2 separate regions of the Homo sapiens genome follow, and region 1 is linked to region 2. Evidence: chromatin loops called from intact Hi-C (ENCODE). Cell type or tissue: CD4-positive, alpha-beta T cell. All regions are shown on one strand. Each heading gives the region's core, and the rest is flanking DNA. Links, peaks and the distances in the headings are about the cores only. Region 1 holds the start of SLC25A36 (solute carrier family 25 member 36). Region 2 holds the start of NMNAT3 (nicotinamide nucleotide adenylyltransferase 3).

Region 1 (8,528 bases), core at 2,202-7,201, 1.3 Mb before region 2:
TAAAGGCTTAAGAAGGCTCTATCATTCTGGCCATACCTGCTTCATTATCTCACTCTTACCAGGGCTAGGGTCTTACTGGGGCTAGTTCCTTTTGTATAGCTAATTCTCTCCCTTCCAAGTCTTTACTCAAATGTCATCTCAGTAAGATTCATCATCATTCGATTTAGTACTAGAGTGCACTCCTACCACAGTCCTTTAAGGTGCACCATTTTTTTTCCCACAGCACTTAATGCCTTCTAGTTAATGATAACAATTACTAGACAAGACAGTCCCTTGTCTTGCTGTCCGGTTGTCGATATTCTTCAATACTATATTACAACCAGACAAGTGGTAGGTTCTTAAAGGTTAGCTGAAATGTAGAATCTGAACTATACCAGTAAACTTTTCATACTGTTATATTAAAATCCACTGGTCTATTTTAAAATCTGAATGACTTTTTTACCCATGGCTGACTCCATGAAAAAAAGAAGCTAGTGTAGCCTGCAATTGAAACAACGCAGAACCACACTTCGGCATACAGTTACTTCATGTCTATTTCCCATTTTGTCACACAAAATATTAAATATAGAGGTATTCAAAGGTTGTGATTTAATAAAATTAGTATTTTTACTCCTTCATGAGCATTCTTAGGTTAAACTGGCTTTTTTTTTTTTTTTTAATTGCAAGTACCTGGAGGTGAATACGATGACTACAGTCTGGTGCCACTGCCTTCATGCATGCTAAGGCATCAGCAGTTTTACCCATCATTGCTTTTGCACCATCAGGACAAATGTCAACAAATTTGTGCCAATAATGTATTTTTATGAAAATAGTTTTAAACTCTCAGACCACAACAAGGGTCTCAAGAAGGAGAATCCCTGACCCACAATGTTGTGCTACACTAATCCATTTGCAGAAAAATGGTAGCTGCTGTGCTACAGTAATTCATTTATAGAAAAATGATTTGAGAATATTCTCCAACAGGATAAGAAACTTCCCTTAGTTTTGCAGTCTATTAGTAAGAAGAACGGAATGCATTTTTAGAAGGAAAAAAAGGGAAGGAGGATGTCTGAATGTTTGTCTCCCCCAAAACTAGTAAGATGAAATCCTACTCACATCCCAAGGTGATAGTATTAGGAGGTAGACGCTTTCAAGGTGATTAGGTCATGAGATTGTAGCCCTGACATTTGGGATTAGTACCTTTATAAGACACCAGAGATCTTGGCTAGCCTCTCCTACTACGTGAGGATACAGCAAGAGAGTATCTTCTATGAGGAAGTAGACCATCATCAAAAAACCTGTTACTGCTTTAATTTTGAACTTCCCAGCCTTCAGGACTGTTAGAAATATTTGTTATTTATAAGCCACCAGTTTTTGGTATTTTGTAATAGCAGCTTAAACAGAGCAAGACAGAGGAAAAGGAGAGGTAGTAAAAATTAAGGAAATGAGACTAATAAAAATATGGTCAGAGTGAAGCGGAAATAAATCACATTAATTATACTTTTAAGTATTCTACTTCTGCCCTGATCTTCAAGCAAACAGGTGAAATAATTTAACAAATATCGTTCATTATACCCAAATGGGAATTTCCTACTGAATAAATAATAATGATTGAGCAAATGAATGAGCTCCAGGATATAAAAATAGACAGTTCTTAGATCATCTTTGATTTTACTCACTACATATATTAAATTATCTGTCATAAGAGCTGCAAAGAAAATACTTCATCCACTTAAAATCTTAAGGTATATAGCTCCTATTTGAGACAATATCTCCCTCAAATAGAAAAAAAATGAGCTGCCTCTGTAGATATATGCAGCTGATACAATAACTAGACAATGTACAATTCTATCAGTCTTTAAAAATACATTTAATAGTGCTTTCATCTCTATATACATACATTAGAGGTACAGCTAAAATTAAATCACATTTACACCTTTTTTACAGGCTGTCATGATATCGTTCCTTAACTCAATTAACCTAACTACTGACCTTACAAACTCTGAATATTAACTCTGGCAAAAGCATAATGGGATCAAAGGGTGTCTTAAAGAAAGCACGAGTTATGCATGTGAGTATTTCACCCAGAACCAAGGTCCAGTGCTGGTGTTTAACAATACAGCTACTAGGCTATTAGAAATGTGGGATTCCGATAAACATATTTGAATATTACAATTCTACTTATCAGAAAAACAACTTAAAGGCTCCATATTCGGAAAACCCTTGCCTAAGATTAAATACTCTGTGAAAGGTTACTCTTGGTTCTTTTAAAATATACTGGGCTTCCTTTAAAAAGATAAGGTGTGTTTTACTGAACTCACTTATGTAACCACATATAAAAATAAAATCAAGATGAGATGCAAAGGAAGAGAAATTATACGGCTGAGCACCTATCTTGTATCAAATCCTACATACCATATCTCATTTAATACTCTAACTACATATGCTAGACTGGGGGGGAGGGGATGGAGCTCCTAATCTGTGTGTTTAGATGCTACAAACACCTCCCATTCCTGTTCTTAAACCAGAAAACCTATATTTACATGTTTTTATAACAAAATGATGATCCTAATCCAAAGTGGGAAATTAGTGCAATCAAGCTAACATTTATTTCAAATATAAGTATGCCCCATTTTTAACTAAACTTGATACATGAATCCTGAACGCAGAATAATAGAAATGTTAGGAGCTAGAGAAGGGCTTTAGAGATCATATAATACAACCTCCTAATTTTATAGATGAAGCAATTGAAATAAAAGTGTCCATTTTTCACCCAAATTAAAATAGTGCTAGACTACATCTGCGGTCTCCTCACTTCAGGGTTATAGATCTAATTACAAGAGGGAGCTCAATTATTTGCATGAGATCTTTTCAAGAGCATCTACATAGCTACAGAATTTTTTTAAAAAGATTTAATTTGCCTGATTATTGGCAGTAAACATTTCAGAAATATGGAAAGCAAACTGCCTAAACTGGGTCTCACAGATCAATAGAAAAATATTGTTTTTATGCCAGAACAGTGGCCGGCCCATAATTGGTGTACAACAAATATTTGTTGATGAAAGTGTGCCAACCTAAAGAAAGTATTGCCATCACTGGCTCAATAGAGTCCATATGTCCAACTCAAAGCAAGGCACCGTGAATAGAACTGCGTGTGTATTTCTTTCATATTCTTAAAAGTCGATCTAAAAACTGCAGGATTTAAGAAGATGCCGGTAAGAGTCTCAGCATAATTCACCGAAGGCATTTTTGATAAGAAAACTCTTTATAATCCTCCAAATAAGTAACTCTTAAAATTGCTATGATTCTCCAAATGATTTAGAAGGAGCAAATCTAAACAGGAGGCTAAACTGGAAGCTCTAACACTCATTTTGGCAATCAGGGAACTAAGACTTTAGGCTTAGTCCTAATCTTGCACACACATAGTAACTATTAACACTATCTTCAAAAAATCTGACCTCTCTCCACTCCTACTTTCTCCTAAGCAGCAGAAAAGCAAGCGGTGTTCAAGAGGGGTGGTTTTCTCGAAAGGAATCTGACCCCAAAGGTACTGGAAAGCTTTGCACCCCATTCACCACCTGGAAAACCTCGGGCAAGAAATTTTCCAAGGGCTAGAAACACCCTACAGCAACCACGGGAGAATACCAAAGCCTTCCCCGCTCGATCCCGTAGCCCCCTTACCACCCACCTTGCAAAGCCGAGCCCGGAAATGAGCGGCCCGAGGTCCGAGGTGGGGCGTGAGTGACGTGCAGAGGCCCAAGCGAGCGCTGCAAGGAGCGAGGGCTAAAGGAGTCTCCGGCGCCCATTTTGTCCTCAGCCTCCGCACTTTCCGCCCCGTCCCCTTGGGCCATGCAACCTACGCGAAATCCGAAGCCAGGCTCCTCAAAGCGGCCCTGGATCCCCGACGCCTGCTAGATTGCGGCGTGCGGCCAGGTCCAGCGGCGTCCGGGTAATCAAGCGCCGACCCCAGCTCTTGCCCGCGTCTCCTCAGACGCATGGATTCGGCCTCCGCCTCACCCCGGCCCCGCGGGCCCAAAACCTCACTCCCGGCCCGGGTTTCATGCCTCAACCCTCTTTGCCCGGGCCTCACTCTCTCGCCCTCGGGCCCGGGCCTCACCCCCTTGCTTCCCCGAACCGGAGCCCCCCTCACCACCCACGGGCTGGGTCGCTCCCCTCACCCGCAGGCCCGTGGCAGCTCCCCGCCCAGGCCTCACTCCCGCCCCCCCACCCCCCCACCCCCCTCGGCCCCCCTCGCCCCCCTCGCCTGCGTCTTCGGCCCCAGCACCCTCAGCCCCAGTGCGCACGCCCCGCCAGGACCTTACCCTCCGGCAAACAGATGCACCAGCGTGTCCCTCTGGCTCATTCTCTCTCCCGCATGTCCTCCGGCCGCTGAGGCGGGACGCGGATCTGGCCGCCCGCTACGGCAGGCGGCTTCGGTCCCGGACTGGAGACGCACAGCGCCCCGGGGACGGCGAGGAGAGCTGGCCGAGATGCGGCTGCAGAAAGCAACCGGCACAGCCCTCCCCGCGGCACTCCAGCCGCGCCACCGCCTGCCTAAGCGCGCCGCCCTTCACCAGAGGCTGAAAGCGACGCAGCGCAGCGCGACGGAGAGTGGGCGGGGGATGGTAGGGGGAAGATGACTATTTGATGGCTCCCGACATAAACAGAGGCTCCCATTGGTGTGAGCGTCGTGACGTCACGCACTCTGCAGTGTTCTTTCACGTGATCCCTACGGGCTCTTTCAATGAAAGGGGCCGCGAGGCGTGGCCAGAACGCGTGCCCGGAGGGTGGTAGGTCACCGCGCTCCTAGCACCTGAGACCTGGGGCGCCCCTGGCCTGAGTGAACGCGCCAATCACGGCTGCACTCTCCTGAACAGGGAACTGGCGGGGCGGGAAAAATCGACTTGGTTCCGGGTTCGCAAGCGGATTTACTTTGAAAAAATTGGATTTATGACCCAGCAGTTCCCTTGGTGTCTATCTCAGAGTAACCCTCGCACAATGCATAAAAAGGTTTGTGCACGGATACTCCTATATAGGCTCACAAACAGTACAGAATTATGAACAATGCTTGCAGTTGCAGAAAATTGAAATCAGTGGGGGAATGAAGAAATAAATCATGAAACATTCCTACTATGGAATATTATGCAATCGTGACAAGGGATGAGGTGATTCCATATGGCAAAAAATCTCCCGAAGTGTGTAATAAGTAAAAAAGGCAAGTAGAATTAAAATACTTGGGTTTGTTTTTAAAAGAATAAAAGTTCATGGGAAATGGAATTAAAAGATAAAATTTAAAAATATAAACTTTGTTTTTCAACGTAAGCTCCATCAAGTTAAAGACAGTTTGGTAAGTGATGATACCGGCTCTTTAGTCCATCTGTAAAGAATTGAGGGTTCTGGGAATTTAATCATGAAAATGCAGGCTTTTTTACGTTATTAACTGAAGAAAAATGGGTGCCATTTACAGATTTTTCACGATTAGAAAACAAAAATATGTCAGAAGGAGCCAGGTCAGGAATGTAAGATGGATACCTGATAGTTTCCCATCGAAATCCCTGGAAAAATGCCCTTATTTAAAGAGAGGAATGAGCAGGAACATTGTCCTGATGGAGAAGGACTCTCTGGTGAAGATTTCGTAGGTGTTTTTATGCTAAAGCTTTGCTTCACTTTCTCCTATAGTAAGCGGATGTTATTGCTCTTCCACCCTCCAGAAAGTCAACAGGCAAAATACCTTGAGCATCCCAAAAAGCTGCTGCTATGACTTCGGCTCTTGACCAGTCTACTTTTGATTTGACTGGACCACTTGCACCTCTTGGTAACTATTGCTTTGATCCAGAATCATACTGAGAAAGCTATGTTTGATCTCCTGTTACAATTCTTCAAAGAAATGTTTCAATATATGATCCCACTTGTTTACAATTTCCATTGAAAGCCCTGCTCTTGTCTGCAGCTCATCTGGGTGCAACAGTTTTGCACCCATCGGGTGAAAAGTTTGCTCAACTTCAGTTTTTCAGTGAGAAATGTGTAAGTAGAACCAGTTGAAATGTCTATGGTGTTGTATATTATTTGTGCTGTTAATTGTGGGTCCTCTTCAATTAGGGCACACCGAAGAATAATCTTTTCCTCAAAAATCGATGTGGATTGTCTGCCACTGCAGGCTTCCTCTTCAACATTGTCTCATCCCTTCTGCAAACAAGTTATCCATTTGTAAACTTCAGATTTCTTTGGGGGAATTTTCCCCATCAAACTTTTGTAAAGCATCCTTGATTTCACCATTCTTCCACCCAATCTTGACCATAAATTTGATGTTTTTTCTTGCTTCAATTCATGCTGCTCTGATAGGGGCTGTTTTCAAGCTGATGTCTTATCCTTTTTAGTGCCTCAAACTAGATCTTGTTCAGATACATTATAACAAGTGAGTACGAATTTTTGGTGCAAAAAAGTTTGAAATTCATACATAGTTTTTTTTTTAGTTAGGAAAAATGTTTATATAAATTTAAATTTACATATATTCCATCCTTCTCTTAACTGAAAAGAGTAAGAAACTTTCTGAGATTTTCTTTGTTACCAGTTCCTTTTTTTTTTTTTTTTTTAATATACTTTAAGTTCTGGGATACATGTGGAGAATGTGGAGGTTTGTTATGTAGGTATACATGTGCCATGGTAGTTTGCTGCACCCATTAACTCGTTGTCTACATTAGGTATTTCTCCTAATGCTATCCATCCCCTTGCCCCCCAACCCCCGACAGGCCCCAGAGTGGATGTTCCCCTCCCTGTACCCATATGTTCTCATTTTTCAACTCCCACTTATGAGTGAGAACATGGGGTGTTTGGTTTTCTGTTCTTGTGTTAGTTTGCTGAGAATGATGGTTTGCAGCGTCATCCATGTCCCTCCAAAGGACATGATCTCATCTTTTTTATGGCCGCATAGTATTCCATGGTGTGTATGTGCCACATTTTCTTTATCCAGTCTAACATTGATGGGCATTTGGGTTGGTTCCAAGTCTTTGCTATTGTGAATAGTGCTGCCAGAAACATACGTGTGCATGTGTCTTTATAGTAGAATGATTTATAGACCTCTGGGTATATACCCAGTAATAGGATTGCTGGGTCAAATGGTATTTCTAGATCCTTGAGGAATCGCCACACCATCTTCCACAATCGTTGAACTTATTTACACTCCCACACTGTTACCCAGTGTGAAAGCATTCCTATTTCCCCACCTTCTCTCCAGCGTCTGTTGTTTCCTGACTTTTCAATGATCGCCATTCTAACTGGCGTGAGATGGTATCTCATTGTGGTTTGCATTTGCATTTCTCTAATGACTAGTGGTGATGAGCTTTTTTTCATATGTTTGTTGGCCACATAAACGTCTTGTTTTGAGAAGTGTCTGTTCATATCCTTCATTCATTTTTTGATGGGATTGTTTTTGTTGTTGTTTTGTTTTTGTTTTTGCTTGTTTTTTTTGAAACAGAGTCTTGCTCTTGTTACCCAGGCTGGAGTGCAATGGTGCAATCTCAGCTCACTGCAACCTCCACCTCCTGGGTTCAAGTGGTTCTCCTGCCTCAGCCTCCGTAGTAACTGGGATTAGAGGTGCCTGCCACCATGCGCAGCTAATTTTTTTTTTTTTTTGGTATTTTTAATAGAGACGGGGTTTCACTGTGTTGGCCAGGCTGGTCTTGAACTCCTGACCTCAGGCAATCCACCCGCCTCAGCCTCCCAAAGTACTGGGATTACAGGCATGAGCCACTGTGCCCAGCTGGTTTTTTTTTTTTTTTTTTTATAAATTTGTTTAAGTTCCTTGGAGATTCTGGATATTAGCCCTTTGTCAGATGGATAGATTGCAAAAATTTTCTCCCATTCTGTAGGTTGCCTGTTCACTCTGGATAGTTTCTTCTGCTGTGCAGAAGCTGTTTAGTTTAATGAGATCCCATTTGTCAATTTTGGCTTTTGTTGCCATTGCTTTTGGTGTTTTATTCATGAAGTCTTTGCCCATGCCTATGCCTGAATGATATTGCCTAGGTTTTCTTCTAGGGTTTTTATGATTTTAGGTCTTGTATTTAAATCTTTAATCCATCTTGAGTTAATTTTTGTATAAGGTGTAAGGAAGGAGTCCAGTTCCAGTTTTCTGCATATGGCTAGCAGTTTATTAAATAGGGACTCCTTTGCCCATTGCTTGTTTTTCTCAGGTTTGTCAAAGATCAGATGGTTGTAGATGTGTGGTGTTATTTCTGAGGCCTCTGTTCTGTTCCAGTGGTCTATATATCTGTTTTGGTACCAGTACCATGCTGTTTTGGTTACTGTAGCCTTGTAGTATAGTTTGAAGTCAGGTAGCATGATGCCTCCAGCTTTGTTCTTTTTTCTTAGGATTGTCTTGGCTATATGGGCTCTTTTTTGGTTGCATATGAAATTTAAAGAAGTTTTTTCTAATTCTGTGAAGAAAGTCCATGGTAGCTTGATGGGAATAGCATTGAATCTATTAATTACCTTGGGCAGTATGGCCATTTTCACGATATTGATTCTTTCTATCCATGAGCATGGAATGTTTT
Region 2 (7,729 bases), core at 1,527-6,526:
CTGAATTATTAAAGTGACTAGGAGAACCTTGTTTCTTTTTACTACTTTTAAATGAGTATGTAGCCTCTCAAGCTAACCTTTGCTTAAACATTTAACATAGACATTGGGTGAAATATAAAAAAGCAAAAGTTCTCAGTCTAATACTCAACCTGTAATTATAAATCAGATTACATAATACAGCTCAGCCATTTCATTTTATTTTTCTGTGTTCTAACAATTTTTTTCAGTTTGAGAGGAACCTAACCAAGATTAGTTGAAAGTCTGCATTCTAGAATATTTTTATCTGTATGTGTACTGAATATATTTTTCATTTGCTCAATTCAATGCATTCATTCATTCAACAGATATTTATTGAATATCAGGTGCTAGGCACTGTTGTGGGTGTGAGGACATATCAGGGAACAAAATGTATAAAGATTCAGCCACTCTTGGGCCCTACACTTCTGCGAGGGAGACAGATAATGAGCAAAATATCCTCCAATGATAGGTAGTAAGTACTACAAAAGGGGTTGTATGGGAGTATTTTTGTTTGTTAAGTGGAGCTGTCTACTAGAAAGCTAATGAATTGGGAAAGTTATCCTAAGAGTGGGCGGTGTGTTATTTAGGTCAATGAGGACAGCAGCACCATGGTTCTAGGTGCAAATAGGCCCAGTGTGTCCAAGGAACAGCAACAGAGTCAAGGAAACCAGAGATGAGAATGGCTGACAGCTGGAGCACTTGTCAGGGCAGATCCTTGAGGGCCTTGCACACCAGGGGGAGGACTTGAGATTTTACCCTAATTGTGGTGGAAGCCACTGGAAACTTTTGAGCAGAGGAGTGTTATAAACTGATTCACGTTTTAAAAGGATAATTTTAGCTCAATAGTAAGTATAGCCATGAAGCCAAATTGACAAAGTGAAGGTTTTCTAGTGAGGACCTGCTTTGATGCTTGTATAAGAAAGATCTGGCATGAGCACTATCTGTTCACTGTTTGTAAGAAAACACCTGGCCGGGCACGGTGGCTCATGCCTGTAATCCCAGCACTTTAGGAGGCCAAGGCGGGTGGATCACCTGAGGTCAGGACCAGCCTGGCCAACATGGTGAAACCTTGTCTCTTCTAAAAATACAAACATTAGCTGGGCGTGGTGGCGAGCGCTTGTAATCCCAGCTACTTGGGAAGCTGAGGCAGGAAAATCACTTGAACCTGGGAGGCGGAGGTTGCACGCCACTGCCCTCCAGCCTGGGCTACAAAAGTGAAATTTCATCTCAAAGAAAAGAAAAGAAAATGCCCATCTGCTGAAGTAGTTGCAGTGACTGAAAAGTTTGCCCTCTTTGGTCATTTGAAAAGTCCACCAGTCTCCCTTTTACATTTTACTTTTACCCACTCAAAGCTTGCTTTTCCTCAGCGACAGGTCAGAAGTCAAGGTTAGAATAGGTTCATCCAAATACAGAGGCTGCCCCAGTCTACGGCCTCATCACAATCCATCCACAAGCAAGCTTTCCAGAATGGCCTCAGGTCCATCCCAGGACTGTGACTCTCAGCCATCTGCACATTGCTTACTGCCCAAAGAGTTCCTCCTGAAACTTCATCAGCACACTGTTAAGTGATAGAAGGAAACTGCAGAATAGTGTTATACTGTAGCCAGATCTCATTTTAGTAATGACATTTTTATGCCTAGAAATAATGTTTTAAATGTTCAAAAATATGAGCTAAGTGGTCAGTTCCAGCTTTTTTCCCTGTAGAGACCTGTCTCCTGCAGCCTTGGGTGGGATGATTCCAAGGCATGCTCTTCACACAGTTTTCTAGGGTTTTCCCCTAGGATTAAGCCCTAAACATCTATTATAGTAGCTGGCTTAATCTTTTATTGAGCTCCCCTTTTCTTCCCTGTATTGCTTCTTCATTACTCTGCTGGTGTTCCATGTACCTCTCAAATAACTACTTGCATTAATTCTTACCTCAGGATCTGGTTCTGAGGCACTCAAGCTGAGACATCCTCTATGTAAAATCTTCCTCCTTCCTGAGGTGGCATTAGGTGGCCACCTTCCTTGAGCCATAATGGCAGATAGGATCCAGGAGAAATGAAACTTACCAATAAAGGAGAGATCTGAAAATATTATTCCCATTATACCCATAATCCAGTAGTCTTTTTGTGAGCTTAAGCAAATACAAGACTTGCATTTAGGTATTCCTCCTTCTAAAAAATTAGGAGGTAGTTGCCTCTCCAAAATGGATTTCTCAGCCATTGCGTCTTCACCGCTTAGGTTAGGTAAAGCTTGGCTATTATATGAGGTTCTTACCTTCCAGCACAAGGGGACGCTACTTTTTTAAAAAAATATTTTTATTTCCATAGGTTATTAGGGAACTGGTGGTATTTGGTTACATGAGTAAGTTCCTTAGAGGAGATTTGTAAGATTTTGGTATACCCATCACCCGAGCAGTATACACTGAACCCAATTTGTAGTCTTTTATCTCTCACTCCCTTCCCATTCTTCCCCTCTGAGTCCCCAAAGTCCACTGTGTCATTCTTATGTCTTTGCATCCTCATAGCATAGCTCCCACTTATGAGAATATACCATGTTTGGTTTTCCATTCCCGAGTTACTTCACTTAGAATAACACTCTCCAATCTCATCCAGTTGCTGTGAATGCCATTAATTCATTCCTTTTTTCTTGCCTAGGAAACCAGGCTTCCTCCTAGACCAAGCTTTAGTCTTCACTACCTCAGGCAGAGAAAGCTTCCCTTGCATGAGGAAGTCATTGCCCAGCCTCTTCTCTGCTCTCTGTGTGCAGCTTCTCCCTCCCTGGCCTAGGGCCCTGACCCAGAATGACTCTTCAGCCCACGATTTTAATCGAAGGCCTCTAATCAACCTGTGGTACTACATGCTACACAAGATTCTCAGAAATCCCTAAGCTTTCTCATGAGCCTCCCACCCTGCTGGGAAATAAGCTGACTTATCAATTAAAGAATATCCAAAGATGTTAAGCCACTTAATCCTCCCCAAAACTCAGTGCGGTAGGGGTTGTTACCTCCCATTATACGAAAGGAAAGTGAGGCTTGGGAAGTAAAGAGACTTGTCCAAGATCACCTTCTGGAGCCACATTTTACACCACAGGTAAGAGAAAAGGGATCCGAGAGGGCACGGACACTGTGTCTTCAGACTGAGTGGGGAAGTACCATTTACCTGGGTACTTATTGGGTGCAAGTTGCATGCCCCCGGTGCTAATACACAAGGGACAAATTTATGGGCCTCCTAAAACTGTGGACAGTGCACCCGTCCAGCCAACTTCATGGGTGCACCGTGAGGCTCTGGTGATGTGGACAGGCTTATAAAACACTCTCCATACTAAGATGAGGTTGTGTTCCTGTGTCTAGGAAACGCTGGAAATTAAGTGTACAGCAATCAAAAAACCTTGACATCATCCTTGATGTCTCTCTTTTTCGCACACTCCAATTCACTCCATTAGGAAACTGTATTGGCAGAATCTAGTGAATCTTGTCCTTCAAGGCCTCTCTCTGCAAGGCTCCCATGAGCCCTGGGGGCTTATGGAGAGTTCTGGGTGGGCAGAGGAAGCCAGACTGCGTTAGGGAAGCAAATTTGGGACCTAAATTTCCTAAGAAGGTTTTAGGGGATAGGGACCCCAATCTCTAAGACCCCAGGATTCTGTTAAGATTTATTTTCTCATTCCAAATAAATGTTCACTGGCAAGCCCTAATTCTGTCTTCTCTTTCTTAAGCAGCCCTCCCTTCCTTCTCCCCACACAACTGTGTATGCTTCAGGCCCCAGAAATCCTTCCCTGCTTTGAGGTCTGGCGTTTACCAGGGCAGGGCTTGAGAATAGAGGTGTAAATTTGTCAGAAGGAAACAGGGGCCGCGCAGTAAGAGAGTAGATCCTCATATAACATGGCAGAAAGTCAATGGATAAATCAAGAAATCGCTATGTAAGTTTCTTTTTTTATTTTTTTATTTTATTTATTTATTTTTTTTTTGCGACAAGCGGGTGACCACTAGAAGAAATTAACGGAGGAATTGTTAAAAAGAGCTGTGATGGGAGGGAGAAGTGGCCTGTTGCTTTCATTATAAGCAAATCTAGATAATTTTATTTTCTAATAAGTAAGTGGGCGTTACTTTCATGTATTTTTTTAAAAGAAAATTAAATAAAAATACAAAACAAACAGAATACAAAACAGGAGAATAAAAAAGCAAACACGCACGCAACACAAAAGAGCCTTGGCGGTTGGGAGCCAGCGGGCGGGGGCGGGGGCAGGGGAGAGGGCGGGGCTTAGGACCCTGGGCGGGGCCAGGGCCGGGTCTCCTTAGGGCCCGCCCCAGCGAAGGGGCGGGGCGCAGATCTGTTTCCCTCAGACTCCATCTGCCCGGGGCCGCTAAGGGAGCGCAAGGTCAAGTTCGCCTTGGCCCCGCCTCCAGCTCAGGTACTAGGGGATCTAGACCTGAGGCTGCCCGGGCCGGAGGCAGCCTTGAGTCCCGAGACCAAACGTCGTTTCCCTCTCGGACCTCGGGCGCCGGGCCGCGCGCTGACCGACAGCCCCTGCTAGGCCCAGCAGGTCCCCTAGTCCCCCGCAGTCCCCCGAGACTCGCCGAGCGCCGTTGCTGAGCCCTGCAAATAGCAGGTAAGCGCAGCGTGGGCCCCTCGTCAGCCCACTAGGACCTGGATCGCGGCTGAATGCCCGGGCCCACGTGACTCCTGGCCCCTAACTGAGTCCTGGGAGTCCCCGCTGGGGCGACAGGTGGCGGCGGAGTGCGGAGCCATCCGGGGTGGCGCGAACCGGGGGGACAGCTCCGCGCTGCCTCTGCGCGCCGGCGGTTCTCGCTGCAGCGTGTCAACCTAACCCCCAGCTCCCCTTTGGCTATGACCAGAGTCCCGGAGACGTGGGTTCGGATCCCACCTTTAGCACTCGTGCACTCAAAGGTTAAAAATATAAGCACAGTGTCTAACAAATACTTAACGTGTTCCACTCAGTGTCCGCTGCTGGGCTAAGTGCTGGGGTTACAGTAGCAGGCCAAAAAATGTGGTGCCCTCCCCCGTGCAGCTCACAGTCCAGTGGGGGGAGACCGACAGCAAATGGATATCTATGCAAACAAGTGTGAACGTTAAAACTGTGGTCAGAGCTATGAAGATTGAAATTCTAGGGTGCTGGAGAGATTTTATCAGGGCCCCCAGCTACAAAGGCTGCTGGAACTAAAACTTTAGAGAATTCCCGGGCGGGGAACAACAGAGCAAACTCATTTTGTTGGGAGAGAATGTGGCTTGAGGAAAGGAGGGTTGGTGGGGCTGGCCTGCAGAGAGCTGGGGGGAAAGCAAGTTCCTTAACCTTAACGTTCTCCTCTGTAAAATGGGATTGTTCTACCCATTGAGAATGGAAATGGTGAATGTAAATGACTTAGCACTGCGTGATGGGTGCTGGATGTTACTCTGCACTAAACATCCAAGGCTTGATGTTGTTCTGGACTAAACACAGTGTGCCTGCCTCTCAGCAAAGTCACTTCCCCTCTCCTTGAGTCCTGTTTCTTCCTCTATCAAATAAGTGGTTCTGAGTAGAATCTCTCAAACAGCCTGTTCTCTAAAATGATGACTGGTTTAGTTGTTCATTCTTGAAACATTTAACTGGCGCCCACTTTACCCTGGCTCTGAGGATTCAGAGAGAAATCAGACAGGGGCCCTGCCCTCCTGGAGCCCATGTCCGGTGGGCCAGGTGAAATAAAGTGACAGTTCCACCCTGGCACAACCCAGAGAAAGGGTTCTTACCCACTGGCCTTGCAGGGGAAAGCTTCTCTGTTTTTCTCAGAAAGCCACCCAGGAGCCCCTGAAGGTATGGTTCACACAGCTCCACTGAGCATCAGTTACTTCTTGAATTTCATTGGTGGTTCTCAGCTTTTGGTGTCACCTCTTAAAACTGGACAGAAGACTTCCCAGAAGCAGCAACTATGCTGGGACCTTGCTAAGGACGTGTCAGACCTTGAGACCCCATGGATTTGGGAGAGCATTTTAGGTTTCAGGAAACATCTGTCAGCTGCTCACTGTATTTTATTGGCTCAAATGATCCCAATTTCTTATTTGGCTCTGTTCACAACATTGTTGTAGACAAAGAAAGTGCTCCATGAAAACCAACTGAGAGGCCCAGAGAGTAGGGGAACCCAGATGAGGCAGGAGTCTGGCACCATTTGTGGGGAGTGGTAAAAAAGAACAGGTATGATGTTAACAGAGGGTGTTGGAGGGAAGAGGAGAGAGAGCAGCCATTGTGCAGCCTCTCTTTTCCCCTCTCAGACCACTGCAGGATGCCAGCCCATGAGAAGGGAAGCTCCAGGCTTGGTGGTCACAGACCTGGCACTTCTCAGCTCTGTGACTGACCCTGGGCAGCTCACTCACCTTGTGAGTCGTGAGGATTGCTCAGGCTTAACAGGTGCTTAGCATATCGTTGGCCCTGAAGAAATATTAACTCCCACCCTCTCCTTCTCCTGAATGAACTAAAATATACATAGTTGTAGTGTCTACCTCAGAAGGTTATTATGGGGATTTAATGAGGACCTAAAATACATAGAGCAGTACCTGACATGTGGGAGGATACTACTACTATAACTATTGATATCGTTCCTTAGTCTGGACAAAAATTGATGAAACAAGACAGGGCAGAGGCGGGAGAGGGATAGGAGTGGAGGCAGTATGAGGAATTGTGCAGGGTGATTAGTCAGGGGGTTAGATTATCTGTTGCAGTGGTTTTGCCATAAAGCAAGAGCCTGGCAGCAGAGAGGGGTGTTCTGCATGATAAAGGGCCTCCTGGGCAGCTGCACTGTCAGAAAGCCCCAGAAAGCCCCAGTGTCTTTGTAGACTCAGGCCAAAGAAAGCGTAGCAAAAGTTGGAGAAAACTAGGGTTGAAAAGGGTCTAAAATGGTCTTTTTGATGATGTGTCTCTAACTGATGGCTGAGTGGGGGTTCCCTGCAGGGGGCTGCCACTGCACCTTGCAGACCCTTGCCATCCCTTTGAGCATGGTAACTGCCTGAGACCGTTCTGGCTCTTTGACCTGGGAGCTATGGAGTCTAATTTTGCAAACTTCTCACCCAGCAGAGTACCAGGCCAAAAAGGCATGAATCAGTAATGAACAAATAAATGAACATAAACCCAAGAGGCAGATTTTTCATGGTATATGTGCACGTGTGTGTGTGTGTGTGTGTGTGTGTGTATGTTTAAAAGGAATACGAAGGTAAGGAAAGATGACTAATGTATTTAAGCATTTGCTGAGGGCCAAATATTTTCATGTATGTCGCAGCTTAGTGGTGAACACCATAGTCTTGTAGTCAGATAAAATTGCTCGTGTGACTTTCCCATGTATCACCAAAGTGCTCTAAACCTGTTTTTGCATCTGTAAAATGAGAATCACTGTAGCTAATTCATAGGGCTGTTAGGAGCATTAAGCAAGATAAGCATATGAAGCACTGACCTCAGTATACAACATGCAGTATGGTAAGTGCCCGGTCAATAATGGCTGCCTTATTATTATATTTATTAATCTTCCCAATGATCTCCACAGTGGTAAGGAAACTGAAGGCCCTAGGCACAGAAGGGTGGCATGGATTCTGAACTGAGTCCCATCTGGAAGCAAAGGCACTCTGCAGACACTAACCAGACAGCTTGTGTGAAATGAAATCAACTTTATGTGCATTTCATTCGTTACTTAAAGCACTTGACTAAGTGAAATTTTAAAAAGAAAAAAACCTGCAAAATTATAATTTGT

Evidence for each region. A loop is a pair of places that touch in the nucleus more often than their neighbours do. Peaks named below come from ENCODE experiments on the same cell type or tissue, not always from the same donor. Only the 100,000 strongest peaks of a DNase experiment are listed, where the experiment ranks them.
Region 1: a loop joins it to region 2, with 4 times the contacts of the local background. A loop is called at or near these places in 2 of 110 quality-filtered maps.

What each region holds. Positions count from the first base shown.
Region 1 is chr3:140,937,869-140,946,396 of GRCh38, reverse strand. It overlaps SLC25A36 (solute carrier family 25 member 36), which reads right to left and starts at 4,561. Exons shown (of 7, transcript NM_001104647.3): 1 at 4,302-4,561. The coding sequence starts at 4,342. RefSeq lists enhancers at 3,408-3,637, 3,277-4,124, 4,218-4,587. In CD4-positive, alpha-beta T cell, for the core only: no CTCF peak of the experiment used is centred there; DNase peaks (open chromatin) are centred at 3,816 and 4,646; H3K4me3 peaks cover 2,257 bases; H3K27ac peaks cover 1,297 bases.
Region 2 is chr3:139,674,584-139,682,312 of GRCh38, reverse strand. It overlaps NMNAT3 (nicotinamide nucleotide adenylyltransferase 3), which reads left to right and starts at 4,341. Exons shown (of 7, transcript NM_001401600.1): 1 at 4,341-4,608. RefSeq lists a silencer at 4,238-4,287. In CD4-positive, alpha-beta T cell, for the core only: no CTCF peak of the experiment used is centred there; DNase peaks (open chromatin) are centred at 4,312 and 4,702; H3K4me3 peaks cover 1,463 bases.